2 separate regions of the Homo sapiens genome follow, and region 2 is linked to region 1. The links are chromatin loops, found by intact Hi-C in ENCODE. Cell type or tissue: mammary epithelial cell. All regions are shown on one strand. Each heading gives the region's core, and the rest is flanking DNA. Links, peaks and the distances in the headings are about the cores only. Region 1 has its middle 72 kb from the start of SEC61G-DT. Region 2 has its middle 34 kb from the start of EGFR.

Region 1 (9,037 bases), core at 376-8,375:
AAAAAGAGCTCAAATAGCCAAGGCAATCATAAGCAAAGAGAACAAAACTAGAGGCATCATGTTACCTGACTTCCAGCTATACTACAGGGCTACAGTAACCAAAACAGCATGGTACTGGTATAAAAACAGACACATAGACCAATGGAAAAGAACAGAGAACCCAGAAATAATGCCATGAATGTACAGCCATCTGATCTTCAATAAAGTTGACAAAAACAAGCAGTGAAGAAAGGACTCCTTGTTCAATGTTGGGATAACTGGCTAGACATATGCAGAAAATTGAAACTGGACCCCTTCCTTATACTGTATTCAAAAATCAACTCAAGATGGAGTAAAGACTTAAATGTAAAACCTAAAACTATAAAAACACTGGAAGATAACCTAGAAAATACCATTCTGGATAAGGGATTTTATCACAAAGATGCCAAAAGCAACTGCAACAAAAACAAAAATTGGCAAATGGGACCCAGTTCATCAAAAGAGCTTTTCTGTATAGCAAAGGAAACTATCAACAGAGTGAACAGACAACCTACAGAATGGGAGAAAATATTTTCAAACTATGCATCTGACAAAAGTCTAATATCAAGAATCTATAAGGAGCTTAAACAAATCAACAAGCAAAAAACAACCCCATGAAAAACTGGGCAAAGGACATGAACAGACACTTTTCAAAAGAAGACATACAAGTGGTCAAGAAACATGAAAAAAATGCTCAACATCACTAATTATTAGAGAAATGCAAGTCAAAACTACAATGAAATACCATCTCACACCAGTCAGAATGGCTATTAAAACATTAAAAAAATAACAGATGCAGGTGAGCTTGTGAAGAAAAGGGAATGCTTACAAACAGCTGGTGGGAACATAAACTAGTTCAGCCATTGTGGAAAGCAGTTTGGTGATTTCTCAAAGAACTCAAAGCAGAATTACCATTCAACCCAGTAATCCCATTATTGGGTATATATCCAAAAAATATAAATCATTCCATTATAAAGATAGATGCATGCATTTGTTCATCACAACACTATTTACAATAGCAAAGACATGGAATAAACCTACATGCTCATCCGTGGTAGACTAGATAAATAAAATGTGATACATATACACCATGGAATACTATGCAGCTATAAAAAGGAATGAGATCATGTTCTTTGTTGGAACATGGATGGAGCTGGAGGCCATAATTCTAAACAAACTAAAACAGGAAGTGAAAACCAAATACCATATGTTCTCGCTTATAAGTGGGAGCTAAACGCTGACTACACATGGACACAAAAAAGGGAACAACAGACCCAGGAGCCTACTTGAGAGTGGAGGGGCAGAGGAGGGTGAGGATTAAAAAATTACCTATCGGGTACTATGCTTATTACCTGGATGGTCAAATAATCTGTACATCAAACCCCCATGACACAAGTTTTCCTTTGTAACATGAACCTAAAATAAAAGTAAAATAAAACTAACTCATATAAACAAGTTTAAAAAAATGAGCCTGTTTTGAAGGAACTAGTTCCAAGTTCTTTACACACTGCTGCCATCATAAAGCATGAGAGAACGTAGCCTTCTTATTGAAGGAAAACTGAATGCCGAGTGTTGCTCCATTAATCGACAGGCCTTCCCAATTCAATTCTACATGACCACAAACATGATTCTCCAATTTGTCCTTTTTCTTCACATCTTCGCTTGCATTCTAACTACCTAGATTATTCAAAGAAACCTCTTATCCCTTTAAATGATTTCAGTTTCTATGACATTCTGAATTCTCCCTGCTGTGAATTAAAACTTGCCGAAGCAGAGCTCCATGCATGTTCCTCTCACACTTCAACACTCTCGACCTGTTTTACAATGTCATCTACCTTCCCATCCTCCAAATGCATTTTACAAATTTCAACCTCAGTGCTTTTGTTTTCAAATATTCCTGGCTTGTTCATTAGTAGTTCCAAAATTTCTATAAAGGAGAGACTCTGGGACAGTTCTGTGACTGGAAAGACTGAGGGTTGCTAGCTGGGGACTTTTGTGAAGATGGCATGTTGGTTTTATTTATACCGCAGTTCAGTTTTTTGGAGGGGGAAGTTGTGGGTATTATGATTATGTAGTGTAGGGATGGGGATGTTAAATTCTTGGCTACCAATTTTTTAAATCTCCCAAAATGCACTTCTTCATCCCATGACCTGTCCAATGTGTACTCATTTTATAGAATGGGCCTCATGTCTGAACTCCTTAAAAATTACTCTTGACAATCTCTGGTAACTTTCTTAATGCTTTTTGTTTTAGTCCCACATTAATTATACATGAAAATATGTCTGGGCTCTCCAACTACAGTCCAACTGGACTGAGCACAAGAAATACATCTGAACTGAAGTATCTATTTAGCATTTAACATGGTTCTGTTAAAGTAGCAGGCAGCTAACTGACATTTTTTGTCCATTCACTTAGATAACTAAAATTGTAATGGAAATAAATAAGTATGTGAAAGAAAGTAGTGATTGTCCAAAAGTGTCTTGAAGACATTTTGAGTCAGAAGACATGGGTGCAATTCTACCACTGTGACCTTTGCAGAGTGCTATAGTTTAGATGTTTTGTCTCTCCCAATCTCATGTTGAAATGTGATCTCCAATGTTGGAGGTGGGACCTGGCGGGAGGTGTTTTGATCATGGGGGTAAATCCCTCATGAATGGCTTGGTGCCATCTTTGAGTTCTCACACTATGAGTTCACAAAAGATCTGATTGTTCAAAAGAGCCTGGAACTACCTCCTCTCTCTTTTGTTTCTTCTCTTGCAATGTGACACACTGGTTCCCCTTTGCCTTCTGCCATGATTGGAAGCTTCCTGAGATCTCAGCAAAAGCAGATGCTAGTGCCATGCTTCCTGTACAGCCTGCAGAACCGTGAGCCAAATAAACCTCTTTTCTCTATAAATTACTCAGCCTCAGATATTTCTTTATAGTAACACAAAAATGGACTCATACACTGAGTTAGCCACATTTATTCCCAGTTTTCCAATGTTTGTGAGCCATACGTGTGATAAGGAGTTAATTTCCAAAATACTTAAGAAACATATTTGCTACAATATTTGCTAAAACTCAATAGCAAAAAAAAAAAAAAAAAAAAAAAAAAACAACCTGGTAGCACAATTTTTAAATGAGCTAAAGACCTGAATAGACATTTCTTCAAGAAAACATACAAATGGCCAACTTGTATATGAAAAGTTGCTCAGTGTCACTAATCACGAAGAAATTGCAAATCAAAACCACAATGTGAGATATCACCCTACTCCTGTTAAGATGTCTATTATCAAAAAAACAAAGACAACAAATGTCGGTGAGGATACAGAGAAATTGAATCCCTTGTACATAGTTGGTGGGCATGTAAAATTGTGCAGCCATAATGAAAAACAGTATTGAAGTGCCTCAAAAAATTAAAAATAGAGCTAACATATGATCCAACAGTTCAACTTCTGGGTATTTATTCAAAAGGATTGAAATAAGGATCTTGAAGAGAAATTAATACTCCCACGTTCATTGCAGCATTATTAACAATAGTCAAGATGTAGAAACAACCTAAATATTCATTGGAAGGTAAACGAATCAAGAAAGTTTGGTGTATACATTCAGTGGAATACTATTCAGCCTTAGAAAAGAAGGACATTCCGCAACATGTGAAAACATGGATGAACTTTGAGGACATTATGCTAAGTCAGTCACAGAAAGGTAAATACTGCATGATTTCACTTACATAAGGAATCTAAAACTGTCAATTTCATAAAAGCAGAGAGTAGAATGGTGTTTGCTAGGGGCTGGAGGGAGAGGAGAAGGGGAAGTTACAGTCCAATGGATATAAAATTGCAGTTTTGTGAAATCAATAAGTTATAGAGATCTGATGTACAGCGTCATGCCTACAGTTAACAATACTGTATTGTACACTTGAAATCTGTTAAGAAGGTAAATCTCATGTTAAGTGTTCTTATCACAAATGAAAAATAAAGGGGAATGAGGAAGACCTTTTCAAAAGTCTGGAATGAGGATAAAATGAGACTATGAATGGGAAAATACTGTGTAAACTGTAAAACTTTACACAAATGTTAATTCATAAAGCAGCCAGGACCATCTTTTTAAATCTAATAATCAGGTTGTCTCATTCGTAAGCTTAAAACTCTTCAAACATAATATTTTGCAATAATAAAAGGCTCTCTCTAGCCTCATCTGTCTTTCATCACCACACACACACATGCATGCACACACATGCATGCACACACACACGTACACATACATGCACACGGGTATTTCAGCAGTTTAGCCTCCCTTCCATTCTTGTAATATTTCAAGTCCCTTCTATCCCCGAGTCTTTCTTATCCTTCAGCTCTTAGATCAAACACAACCTCTACAGAGACCTTTCCAGACCATCCTATCTGAATAACCTTCTCCCACCCCTTGCCTACTCATTCATCATCTTGTTTATTACTACCTAATGCCACACTTTGAAATCATCTTGCTCAATTTTTTTTGTTTGTTTTCTTATTCATCATCGCTCCTGGCTCCGTGGGTTCAGGGTGTGGCCTGTCTCTCTTCTGTCCCCAGTATCAGAGCAGAATCTGGTACATGGTAGACACTCAGTACCTGCGTGTAAAAATTGAATGAGGATGTTAAGTGTTCCCACCACAAAAATGACAACTATGTGAGATAATGCAAGCTAGATTTAGCCATTCCACAATGTATATATACAGTAGTCCCTACTTATCCATTCCAAGAGGATACATTCCAAGACCCTCAGTAAATGCCTGAAACCATGCATAGTACCAAACCCTACATATACTTGCGAAAGGAAAACCAAAACTTAGGAACCTAATTTCACTCTGCTAAAAGAAAATATTAAGCTGAAAGCTGAGTCATGCAAGAAGCTGCTTTTCCTTTTATTCCCAAGCAGAGTAGTACAGATAAAAGGTTAAACATCTCCACAGGTAGCTACTGTACCCTCACCTTATCTTAAGTGAAGCGCCGATTTACTGAGAGCTAGAAGAACACATAATAGGCTATTCCCCTACCTGCTCCTTTTCTCTTGCAACACATGGATTCAGTCATGTAACCACAACTTCCCTCTTTCCCCTTTAAATACCAAAGCCCTCAGAATCGTCTTTGGAGCAAGGCACAGACCTCCCTTGCGGGCATTTCCTTAACCTTGGCAAAATTAACTTCTGAATTGATGGAGACCTTTCTCAGATACTTTTTGGTTTACACACTATACTTGGCAGTCAGTCTGATCACCAAGACAGCTAAGTGACTAATGGGCAGGTAGTGTATAACAGCCCAGGTACGCCGGACAAAGGGATGATTCACATCCTGGGTGTGATGGACGGGACAGTATGATATTTCATCACACTACTGAGAATGGCACACAATTTAAAACTGATTCTTAATTTCTGGAATTTTCCATCTAACACTTTTGGACCATGGTTGACCACAAGTAACTGAGACCGCAGAAAGGAAACTGCAGATAAGGGAAGACTACTGTACTTCAGAACATCATGTTGTTCATAATAAATACAAACAATTTTTCTGTCAACTAAAAAATAAATAAAAATAAAATGTTTACTACCATAAAAAGAAAATGTGATATACACATATAATGGAATATTATTCAGCCTTTACACGGAAGGAAATTCTAACACATTTCTGCAACATGGGTAAACCTTGAAGACATTAGGCTGAATTAAGTGCACCATTTGATTCAATACATATTCTTTTAAAAAATCTATTCCACGTCCTCTAAAATATACCATACAACTTTCAAACACTGAAAAAATACACAAAAAATATAAAGTAGAAAAGGTGTTAGGAGTTATCTTAGTGAGTATTTTTACAAAACAGTAGTTAAAAGATTATAGCAGATGGAAATAAAGTAAACAAAATAGCATTAAAGCATTTAAACATCATTAAAAAGATTAAATCATTGTTGGTTTTAAAATACACCTATCCTCTTTCTCTTTTCATAATATGTACCTCAAAAATACAATAAAATACTAGTAGAAATTATCTCTAGAAGTTGATATCACAGAAATTATTTTTGCCTTGAGTTTTTTGCGATGATAATGTATTACTCTTAAAATCAGAGAAGCTGTAATGCCATTTCAAACAAAGTAGAAAAGCCTCCCCATTCCCTGCCCCACCACTTCCCTCTTGCAATGCGGTTTTTCAATAGAAGCGCAGAGTAGAGGAAGGTGATCCTAAGGATTCTCCTCCTAAGAGGGCCAGGACTGCACCTCGCTGGCCTGGGGTTCACACAGGACTGGTCCTGGAGCCCTGCCTGCTCCATCTGGGGGAGGAAGCCCAGGACTGGGCTGCAGGTTTGTGAATAGGGGCACCGAGGCGTGCAGCGACGCTGAGTGACTCTTCCATAATGCAGGGCTGAGTGGGCAGCAGGCCAGACGTGGGTCAGGGAGCGTTCATCCCGAACCGTGTCCAGCCCTGGCCTCGCCGGCCCAAGTCGCCCGCCCTGTGCAGCCAGGGGACGGCGACGAGGCTGAAGTGCCGCTTGTTTCCGAGCCTGGATGAGTAATGACGCGTTTCTTTTCCAGAAGCAACGTAAATCTGGCTTGAGGCTGGCACAACACAGCAGGAGCAGTGCAGGCTGGTGGCCAGGCGCCCGGCCCTGCGGCTGCCGAATCTTCGCGAAGCCTGCATCCGAGGCGCGCACTGGTTCCAGGCCCTGCGGCCATGCGAGGGAAGCCGCAGCGGTGGCCGCAGCGGTGGCGGCTCCTAGAGCGGTGCGGGCTGGTGCTGGCGGCAGGTGGGATGGAGGGGGGTGGGCTCTTCATGTCTCTCAACCCCTGATTAGAATCCGTGTCGATTTCTGGACACGCGGGCCGAGAGGAGCTGAGATCCGGCCGGCATTTCTCAGCCATGAGTTCTTTTTTGTTTGTTTGTCTTTGTTTGTGTTTGTTTTGAGACGGAGTCTTGCTCTGTCCCCAGGCTGGAGTGCAATGGCGCGATCTCGGCTCAGTGCAACCTTCGCCTCCCGGGTTCAAGCGATTCTCCTGCCTCAGCCTCCTGAGTAGCTGGGATTACAGGCGCCTGCCACCACGCCCAGCTAATTTTTGTATTTTTAGTTGAGATGGGGTTTCGCTATGTTGGCCAGGCTGGTCTCGAACTCCTGACCTCGTGATCCGCCTGCCTCGGCCTCCCAAAGTGCTGGGACTACAGGCATGAGTAACCGCGCTTGGCAACCATGGGTTCAAAGCAGGCGCAGGGAAGCTTCCGGAGGGTGCCTGGACGGCAGCTAAATGGTTGGGGCCTGGCTCCTGGCTGACCCTGTCTCATCCCGGGTGGCCGGCTCCCACCCGTTTCTACAGGGCCGGCCTCCTGCCCTAGGATTCTGACTCTGCAGGCTTCCTAGCCCAGGATTCCTTTTTTTTTTTTTTTTTTTTTTTGAGACAGAGTCTCACTCTGTCGCCCAGGCTGGAGCGCAGTGGTGCGATCTCGGCTCACCGGTTTCACCGTGTTAACCAGGATGGTCTTGGTCTCCCGACCTCGTGATCCGCCCACCTCGGCCTCCCAAAGTGCTGGGATTACAGGCTTGAACCGCCGCGCCCGGCCCCGAGCCCACGATTCTAACACGCAGTGGAGGCTGAGAGCCTTGGCTGGGGCGCCCTAGCGTCAAGCTCACCATGTGGCCTTTGCGGCACGTCTGCTTCTCTCTGCCTGGACCGCTCGGGTTTGAAGGCCCAGGGCGGGCCCCAGACGTCTCAGGGGCCATAGAGGCGCTGCTTCCGGAACTGCTGGAAGAGGATGACCAACTGCTGCTGCCAGGTCGAAGCGTCCTTGCGGAGGGACCCTACCAGGAAGGACAGGGAGCCACAGCCCTAGTCCCCTCGGCTCTCCTCCCGCCTCCCAGTGCCTGGTCCAGTGTCCCAGTGGCGGAAGCGAACAGGGACCAATCCGCAAAGGAGAAATTGAGTTGGCAGTGACATTGCCGGAAAATCACTACTGCGGAGTGCGGAGAGGTGGTTTGGGGCTGATAGGCAATGGTTTAATTGCAGGCAGAGTCTTGCGCCTGATTTGCCTATCATAATGTCCTTGGTGGAAGTTATGGACTTCCACCCACCCTGCTCCCACCCTCAGTGTGTGCATTAAATTCAGAACTCTCACCAGGCCCTATGTTTGCTGTGTCCCCTGCCTCACTTCATGCCCTGTACAGTGACCTTCCGTCCTGTCCTCATGCTCACCGCACAGTCTTTGACCAGAGTTTTTGCATCCCCATCTCTGCAACTTCCCTCAAATCTGCTGCAAGGCAACACATCCTCTGCCTCCTTTAAATCCCGATTCAATCCTCACTGCCCCGACCTAAGTCAGTTCCGTCCATCATAAAGTCCCTTGACGCCATGCAGCAATTCAGCAATTCAGCATCATATTTATCAAGGAAGCTTGCTTGCATTTGTGAGATCCCTTTGGCACCTCCCTCTGCTAGAGGATAAATGCCAAGGTCGTGAACTGCCTCTCTCTCTCTTTTTTTTTTTCTGAGACGAAGTCTTGCTCTGTCACCTAAGCTGGAGTGCAGTGGCACGATCTCGGCTCACTGCACCCTCTGCCTCCCAGGTTCAAGCAATTCCCCTACCTCAGCCTCGGCAGTAGCTGGGATTACAGGCGCACACCCAGCTAATTTTTGTATTTTTAGTAGAGACGGGGGGTTTTACCATGTTGGCCAGGCTGGTCTTGACCTCAGGTGGTACACCCGCCTCAGCCTCCCAAAGTGTTGGAATTACAGGCGTGAGCCACCACACCTAGCCGAACTGCCTCTCTCTTTGCTGGCCTCTTAACACCTTGCCTGGCACAAAGGAGGTCCTCAAAAATGTGTGTTGAATAAAACTTGCACAATTCACTAAGCAAGACTCCTGCACTAAAGATACCTATTTTAAAACTTACAGAGTTTCTAGTTAGCTAGAACATAGTATCCAAGAGGCTGAGAATCTTTGCCTAACCATTTTAGGACCCTTTTACTCCGTGAAGCCAGTGCCCATCACAATGGCTTTCACAGAGTAAAAGGGTCCTA
Region 2 (9,037 bases), core at 582-8,581, 150 kb after region 1:
TGCAACCAGCCCGAATAATCAGTTATTATACTCTAATATGTCATTGGTCTATAATTATAATTACAAACCCTATTGGTTCCATTGATTTAATTGTCTAGGGGCATGCCAGTATGACTGCATTCCAATTACTGTGCCGGTATGTTACCTTTGTATATGTTTTGGCTACAATATCTGAACTTCCCAGAATAGTTTCCGACAGTCTTATATTTGAATAAATAGGATAATCATTTAGTTTTGTTAAACAAACATTATTTTGTGACTTCCAGTTGACTCAAACACTATTTACTAATTTACAAAAGCTTGTTTTTTAGCCTATCCATGTACATAGTTTGCATTCGGGGATCCAGGGTGTGTGTCAGGGAGGAAGCAACATAGGCCTATCCCCAGGAGGCCTCTCCCCCCAGGACGCCCTCGGGCGCCGTGGAAGAGAACCGGAGATGCTATGAAGGCAGGGCCACCCCATTGGCCAGGAAGAGAGAGGCAAGCGATATCCACGGGCAGAGGGAGCGCAGACATGGGCGGAAGAGCAGCGGCTTCCAAAGGCTGCAAGCAGGAAGGAACAGGCACCAAAAAGAGGGGCTGAGAAAAGGAGCCCGCAGAGGCGGTGCTGGGACCCCGTGCTTAGACAGGAAGAGAGAGGCATAAGGAGGAAGGACCCAGGAAAAATGGAGGAGTACTTTATTTCCTTGTATTTCCTGATCAGAAATTTGACGTTCAGCGTAAGAAAATTAGAAAGCAAAAATTTATGAAAATGAAAATAACATTCACCCATCATGTGAGAAATGAGGACTAATAACTTTTACTTTTAATGTTTTACTTTGTAGCCAAAAAAGCTAAATATTTTTATAGTTTCACATATATGTTTTCCCCTTCCCCATCCATTTCCTGGACCTAATACTTTCATCTTTTTTTCCCACCTTTTTTGATCATATTTTAAATCTTTCTTTCAAACAGATAATAGCTGGATTTTATTTTTTAGTTGAATCTGGTATGCGGTCATTTCTACGCTCACGGGGAGGACCCACAACCAAGACCCCTCGCCAGGTTGTTTCCAGGCCTTGGGTCCTTGCTGGCTCTCAGTGGTGAGAGACTGAGTACACAAATGGACAATGGCCAGAGCATCTATAAGAGTAGAACTCCCACCCACCCCCTGCAGCAGCCAGCCCAGGAGGCCAAGCCTTCATCTACAGGAACCAGCCAGGGAGGCCAGCCTGCTCCATGCCAGGCTTGTAGGAATTCAGATTGCTGTCTCTAGAAATAACATGGGAAATTAAACATTGCAGTCTGTAATAATCAGACCCAAACAGCCAGGACTTGATTAATAACTCACAGTTTCCTAGATTTCATCCCTGCTTCCAATCTAGGGCCAACCAGAGAAAGCCCAGTATGTCCCCTAGCCAGTCCCATGGGATGCCCACTTCTCACCAGCCGCCCCCGGCTTCCTCAGGCCCACAGCCCCTGCCAGGGCACCCGAAGCCTCCCCTTTTCCACGGTGAAGCTTCCCCACTCCTTGCCTGCCTGAGTCTGTCAGGATGCAACTGATGGCCATGGACCCCCTTGCTATAGCAGCTCTGAATAAACAGCCTTTGCCTGTTCTTATTTGGGTGGTCTTCATTTATTTCCACAGTGGGAGACATCAGTTCCTTGACACGTGACCCTCTCCACAGGGCAGCTCAGGACATGGCAGCCAGCTCCCCTCAGCGCAGAGACAGCAGCCCAAGGCTGAAACTGCAGTGTTCATGTCGCTAACCTCAGCAGTGACAGCCATCACTTCCGCTGTGTCCCATTCTTAGAAACCAGTCATTGGCCCAGCCCACACGAAGGGGAGGGGATTGCACGCATGTGCGCTGGCCAGGAGGTGGGGATGACCTCCACCCACCCCACCTAGCGTAGTGACGAATGCACTTGATGTTATCCAATCATAACATGTATGTTATTTACGGCTTATTTTATACCGTTGTCTCTTCCTTTTGTTTTTGACTTTTTTTGATGTTTGTCATATGATTTTCCACATGATTATTTTGAATGTCCTCTGTATATTTCCGTTTCATTAATTGTAATTTTCCTTTTCTCTGCTCTCAGAGACAGATGCATTTGATGAGACTATTTTTTAAAACAAGGGACCTACTATTTTCCCTCCATGAAATTCGTTGTATCATTACGACGAGACTGTCTGATCATACAATAAGAGGTTGCCTCTAAAACAGATCCACCGCTTAAGTCTTTCATCCCATTGTGATCTTTAAAACTTGTTCACACACCGCTCTCTCTGTGCTGCCCTAGGCAACTCCAATACCTTGCTAATATGTTGGTCATTTGTTAGGATTCCCTTCACATGTGTCTCGGTTTCAAGAGTCCTCATTTCCTACTCCTAAGATGTTTAGTCTTGTCAATTTTCATACACGGACAGACAGAGGTCTGTTTTCCACTGCTATTTCCTCTTCTGTTTCCAAACTCCCATGTTAAAATCTGTCCTCTTGGTTTGTTTTTACATTTTTTTTTTCACTTTTTACTGAACAGCAAAGTGCACACATCAAAAATGAACAACTTGATGATTAAATGTAAACCTACTTACGTAACTTTCACATGCCAGGAACTAAAACACAGCCAGCACCCAGCAGCTCCGTGCCCCCTGCCTCAACCCAAGGTAGCACCATGCCGACTTCTGATGCCAGGGGTCCATTCTGCCTGGCTTCAAACTTTCTGTCAAAAGAATAATGCATCATTCACTAATCTGAGCCTGACCTCTTTCACTGAAAATTACGTTTGTGGATTGATCCATGTAGCTTTAGTTAATTCTTTTTAATTAATAGATAGCTTTTACTCATATGAATTACCATTTACTCATCCATTCTACTCATGGTGGACATTTTGGTTGTTTCTAATTTGCAACAATTACAAACAATGCAGCTATAATCCTTTGTATGTGTCTTTTGGCACATGTGGGCTTGAATTTGTTAATTCTATATCTAGAAGTTAAATTACCGGTTTACAGGAAATAAATTTTTAATTTTAACAAATAGTTTCCATTTCCAATACTTGTACCTCTTTGATTCCCAGCAGCAATGTCTAAAGTTTCCCTGTTCATTTGTTTTTTTTTCTCTTTTAACTCAGCATTTGTTACGTTTAATAAAGACTTACTTGAACATTGACAACTAAAACAAAAGAATTTCAGGATTCTAAACTTTACAATTATTTACCAAGACTTTATCAGCATCTGCAGAAAATTAGAGCCCTGATGTCCTACCCACGTTCTCAGTCCCACGTTGAACACTAAGAACAGGGTCAATCAGAAAACTTACAGAACGAGATGCTATTGTGGCCATAGAATGCTTGCCACCTAGAAAGTCATTTTCTTCTTCTTACCTATAAAATTCCAATAGTAATTGTAACAGCTAAAATCTGGCAGACCCTAGAAACTTAATGAAGATAGCTATATTCTTTATAGCTATATTGTTTATTCATTGCTGCTGTTTTAATTTTATTTTTATTGAGGTAAAATATATATGTAAAATTTACCATCTCTACTATTTTTAAATGTTTTATTTTTAATTTTATGGGTACATAGTAGGTGTATATATTCATGGGGTACATGCGACATTTTGACACAGGCATACAATGTGCAATAATCACATCAAGGTAAATGGGGTATCCATCACCACAAGCATTTCTCATGTCGTTGTGTTACAAACAAGCCAATTATACTCTTTTAGTCATTTAAAAATGTACAATAAATTATTGTTGACTGTAGTCACCCCATTATGGTATCAAATACTAGATCTTATTTAATTCCCTCTAACTACATATTTTTACCCATTAACCATCCCCACTTCTCTAACTTCCCTGCTACCCTTCCTAGCCTCTGGTAACCATCCTTCTATTCTCTATCTCTGTGACGTCAATTGTTTTCATTTTTAGCTCCCACAAATGAGTGTGAACATGTGAAGTTTGTCTTTCTGCACCTGGCTTATTTCATGTAACATAATGACCTCCAGTTCTATCCATGTTGATGCAAATGACAGGATCTCATTCTTTTTTATGGCTGAATAGTACCCCACTGTGTATATGTACCACATTTTCTTTATCCCTACCTCTGTCGACGGACATTTAGGTTGCTTCAAAATCTTGGCCATGGTGAACAGTGCTGCAATAAACATAGTAGTGCAGATATCTTTTTGATGCACTGATTTCCTTTCTATTGGGTATATACCCAGCAGTGGGATTGCTGGGTCATATGGCAGTTCTATTTTTAGTTCTTTGAGGAACCTCCAAACTGTTCCCTGTAGTGGTTGCACTAATTTACATTCCCACCAACAGCACACAAGGGTTCCCTTTTCCCCGCATCCTCACCAGCATTTGTTATTGCCTGTCTTTTGGATAAAAGCCATTTTAACTGGAGTGAGATGATATTTTATTGTAGTTTTGATTTGCATTTCTCTGATCAGTGATGTTGGGCAACTTTTCATATGCCTGTTTGCCATTTGTAGGTGTTCTTTTGAGAAATGTCTATTCAGATCTTTTGCCCATTTTTTCATCTGATTATTAGACTTTTTCCTATAGAGTTGTTGGAACTCCTTATATATTCTGGTTATTAATCCCTTGTCAGATGGGTAGTTTGCAAATATTTTCTCCCATTCTGTGGGTTGTCCCTTCACTTTATTGACTGTCTCCCCTGCTGTGCAGAAGCTTTTTTAACTCAATGGGATCCCCTCTTTACCATTTTCAAGAGTACAGTTGAGTGGTAATAACTATGTTCAGATTCTTTTTTCTCTCTCTCATCTCTCCCTCCCCATGTACCCTTCCCAGACTCTGATAACCACCAATCTACTCTCTATCTTCAGGTGATCCAGTTTTTTATCTGCATATATGAGTAAGAACATGTGATATTTGTTTTTCTGTGCCTGATTTATTTCACTTAACATCCAGTTACCGCAAATGATAGGATCCATATTGCTGCACATGACAGGATTTCATTCGTTTTCATGGCTGAATAATATTCCATTGTGTGTATACCACATTTGTTTTATCCTTTCATCCGTTCATGGACACTTAGATTGATTCCATATTCTTGCTGTTGTGAATAGTGCTGCAACCAAAATTATTGGACCATAATGATCATTTTATTTCAGCAATTTTCACAATGAGAATGGATAACAATGAATCATTTACTGGGTTTGTATGTGGGCAATTCAGGAAATGGTCAAAAATATTAAATGAGTTCTTCATGACTCACTCAGTCACAGTTGTCAGAGCCAGTCTTGGTGATTTCTTTTAGCTGATTGCAGCCACTCTCATCTTCGATGACTCTGCTTGGTGCAGAATATCACTTCTGCATCTGCTCATTTGTCCAAACATTCCATAAGGATTATCCAGCTCTGCGTCAACACTGCCTGGAGCAGGAGGACAGCGAGGTGAAGAGGGCCGAGCTCTCCTATTCAGATGGACCTTGTCATTTTGTTTTATTCCCCCTCCTTGAACCCTTCATAAACAATTCAAAGAAATGTACAAACCCATGTGACAAGCAGTGAAGCTCACCTGGCAGCCACTGCCTGTCTGGGGCCAAGACTCAAGTGTGGCTGAGCAGGACAGAGGGTTCCCAGTCAGGAGATGTCAGCCATAGGTTGAGCTGTAAGATGCCCTGAGGTCTTAGGGACAGTGAGTGTCCCCTGAAGACCACAACAGCACCACGAGATGCTAGGGAGAGCTGTGTCAAATGCTGTTCCTATGGACTCCAAGCCAAGAGGGTCTGCCAGAGGCTAAATGAATTGTTATTTCTTATGAAGAGAACAGGAAAAAGTAAACAGAAAATATTCAAAGCTATGAGAAGGCTTTTCTGGAATAAGGAAATATTTCACAATGCAGATTAACCCACAAGAAACACATTCTGGAGAACACACAACAAGGCACAGCCCGTGAAATTACTGTATCTCAAGGATGAAGAATCATGTAAGTATTCAGGGGGAAAAAAAGCGAGTTACATTTTGGGGAGGAAGTAGGGTTTCCTATAGTAACCAGAAATGCCAGAAGATAAATGAAACTGCCCACCAGAATTGTTACACAGTAAATTTCTCCTTCAGGTAGAAAGGCCACAGAAGTTCTCAAACACGTAAGAATCTAGAGAGATTATTGCATCAATAGTTTTTTTAAATAAGATTTTTAAACACAAAGCGCAACAAAAGTGCTTCATAAGATCCCTACACTAATCCAAACACAGCATTTATGGTACTGAGTATTCAATACATTTAAGTATATAACTATGGAAAGAAATAATTGTGGTGAATAGTGATTATAGAAAAGGATGTAACTGTGATTACCATGAGCACTTAATATAATACCAAACATTTGTAAGGACACAAAGAAATGGGATGGCTCACACATTGCGGGTGGGAATGTAAAATAGTCCACTGATCCTGGAGTGGGGCGGTTTCTAAAGACTAAACCTGCACATATCATACAACCCAGAAACTGTACTCACATGTGTCTATTCGGGGGGGGTCCCTGAAAATCACTCAAAAACCTGCACATGAGTGTACATAGATGCCTACTGGTGATACCTTAAAACTGGAAACAACCTAAATATCCTTCACCAGGTGACTGGTTAAACAAACAGTGACACATTCATGCCACAGAATAGTATTCGGCAATAAAAAGGAATGAAATATTGATACATGCAACAACATGGATGGATCTCGGGGGATTATGTGGAGTGAAAAAAGCCGGTATCAAAAGGTTAGTTACCTAATATGTGAATCCATGTATGTGATATTCTTGAAATGACAGAATTACAGGGATGGAGAACACATTCTTGGTGCCAAGGCTTGAAGAATCCTGGTGATAGAATTATTCTGCGTCTTGGTTTGTGGTGGTCACACAAATCTACACATGTGATAAAATTGCATGGAATTAAACACATACACATATAAGTACATATAAGGCTCATGAAATCTGAATAAGGTCAGTGGATTGCATCAAAGTTGATTTCCTGGTTGTGATTTTGTACTATATAATGTATATATGCAAGATGCTATCTTTGAAGGAAACTGGATGGAGGCTAAACAGAATCTCTGTACTATTTCATATATTTCTTTGTAGATGTGAATCTATAATTATCTCAAAATAAAAATTTTAAAATTAAATAACAATATAAATAAGAAAAATGGGGAGTTATAGGATAATAAATAACTAAAGCCTAATGCTAAAATGCTTAGTTAATCAAAATAATGGTCTTTTAAAGGTTTTTATAACCTTTGCTTAAATTTAAAGAGATAATTTAGAATCAAGATAAAAATAAATTTCAGTTGTTCTAATTTCACTTTAGTTTCTTTTAAGTTCAAGTAAAATTAAATGTAATATAATTTATTTCAAAATAACACATGTAATTTGATTTTATTGTTCTACAATTATTTCTGCCCATTTTTTCTTTCTTGATATCTGCAACTACACACAGACACTAGACTTAGAAAATTTTGCACGTAATGCCAAGAATGATTACTTCTTGTTAATGGGATTTGATCTAAATTTTTAAACTTTCTTTATTATATTTTTAAACATCTGATTTTTATCGTGGATATGTGTTATGTTTAACCCTAAATAAACAACAACCAGGAAACAAACAAACCACCAATAAAAAAGCACCCTCTGACCTTGAGGAGATCATTGTCCAGAATGATGACAAGCATGTAAACAAAGATTTACAAGGCAGGTCAAAGTCTTCACAAACACACAGAGAAGGAAGAAGCTCAAGCTGCCTGGAGTCAGGAGTTAAAGAAGGCTGCCCAGGGCTGATGAAGCATTTACAATACTGTTTTTTAAAACAGTCACTCTTGGTAATTTTACAAGTTCTGGCTGGAAAATCACACCATAGTAAAAATGGTTTCAAGTCAGACTTTCTGCTATGAAATCCATTTTGGCTAGTTTTGATGATTTATTGACACAACTTTATAAAAGGTAAAAACTGTAAGTAGAAAAGCTTGGATTTCAAGGCCAAAAAGTGGGCTTTTGTTTGTAATAAAGAACAGTTTTCATAAGCAGAGCTTTACTTGAATAAGACACTTTTCAAAAATTCATTTCTATTATTTCAACTATCATTTATTTTTATCTTTATAAAGATGCTATTAAGGCCAAACACTGCAGTATGCTAGTAACCTACTGTTTTCACTTATACATACAATAAATGAGCTTACAGATTATTAATTTTCATAATTAGTTGGCAATTTTTCTAATCATTAAATAGCAGGTATTAATTTGTCCCTTTATCTTCTTAATCTCTGAATATACAATTCACATATTTTTCCTCAGGACTTGACACCACACCAAAAGCTCTTGTACTCACAGGGATACATAATCTAAATCTTTCACCAAATCTATGTCTAATATTTGTACAGTTGACTGAGCATGTCCCCATCTATTTACAAGGCCTAATTGTGTAATAAGGTAATTGGCTATCATAAAATCATGGAGGTGGACATTCATCAGTCCAATCTCACCCACAGTCCTAGCTCTCCTGAAACATGGTCCCTCAGCTACCGAGTAAGCAGTAGAGTAGTTTTAGGAAACTAGTTCTTCACAATCTAGACAGAAATATGCCAGTGGAATTGATCTCGTATCTCTATAGACATACCTTGTGTATTTTATACTATCACAATTTGTGTTCAGGAAGGCTCTGTAGATTGCAAATGACAATAACTATCTCAATCATGTGAAAGAAGAATGGGGTGGTGAGAGTTCTTTGCAGAGTTCTTTGCTGAATAAATTATAGAATCTGGGAAATACCACCACCACCACCACCAAACATGAAACAGTCCTTGGTTTTTTTTGTTGTTGTTGTTGCCCCAAGGGCTTCCACATCAGTAATTCATGGACCTTCCCTTTGCAACACAGCCATCAACACCTGACTACACACTTGTCTCTGTGTTTTAGTTCAAATAAAACAGAGAGATTTAAATAATCCACCAGCCTCTAGGGAGCTCGTGCTTGCGCAGTGAATACCCAGGGTGGAGTGTGAGTTCTGCAGGAGGAGAGTGAGAAGAATACATCA

What was found. A loop is a pair of places that touch in the nucleus more often than their neighbours do. Peaks named below come from ENCODE experiments on the same cell type or tissue, not always from the same donor. Only the 100,000 strongest peaks of a DNase experiment are listed, where the experiment ranks them.
Region 2: it touches region 1 in a loop (7-fold over the local background); 3 of 110 quality-filtered maps call a loop at or near these places.

What each region holds. Positions count from the first base shown.
Region 1 is chr7:54,826,691-54,835,727 of GRCh38, forward strand. No RefSeq gene overlaps it. Among named protein-coding and RNA genes, the nearest start is that of SEC61G-DT, 72 kb to the left of the region's middle. RefSeq lists an enhancer at 4,127-5,326 and a silencer at 7,627-7,818. In mammary epithelial cell, for the core only: no CTCF peak of the experiment used is centred there; DNase peaks (open chromatin) are centred at 4,521 and 5,161; H3K4me3 peaks cover 562 bases; H3K27ac peaks cover 2,945 bases.
Region 2 is chr7:54,980,291-54,989,327 of GRCh38, forward strand. No RefSeq gene overlaps it. Among named protein-coding and RNA genes, the nearest start is that of EGFR, 34 kb to the right of the region's middle. RefSeq lists enhancers at 1,596-2,095, 4,818-6,017. In mammary epithelial cell, for the core only: no CTCF peak of the experiment used is centred there; a DNase peak (open chromatin) is centred at 5,301; H3K27ac peaks cover 2,641 bases.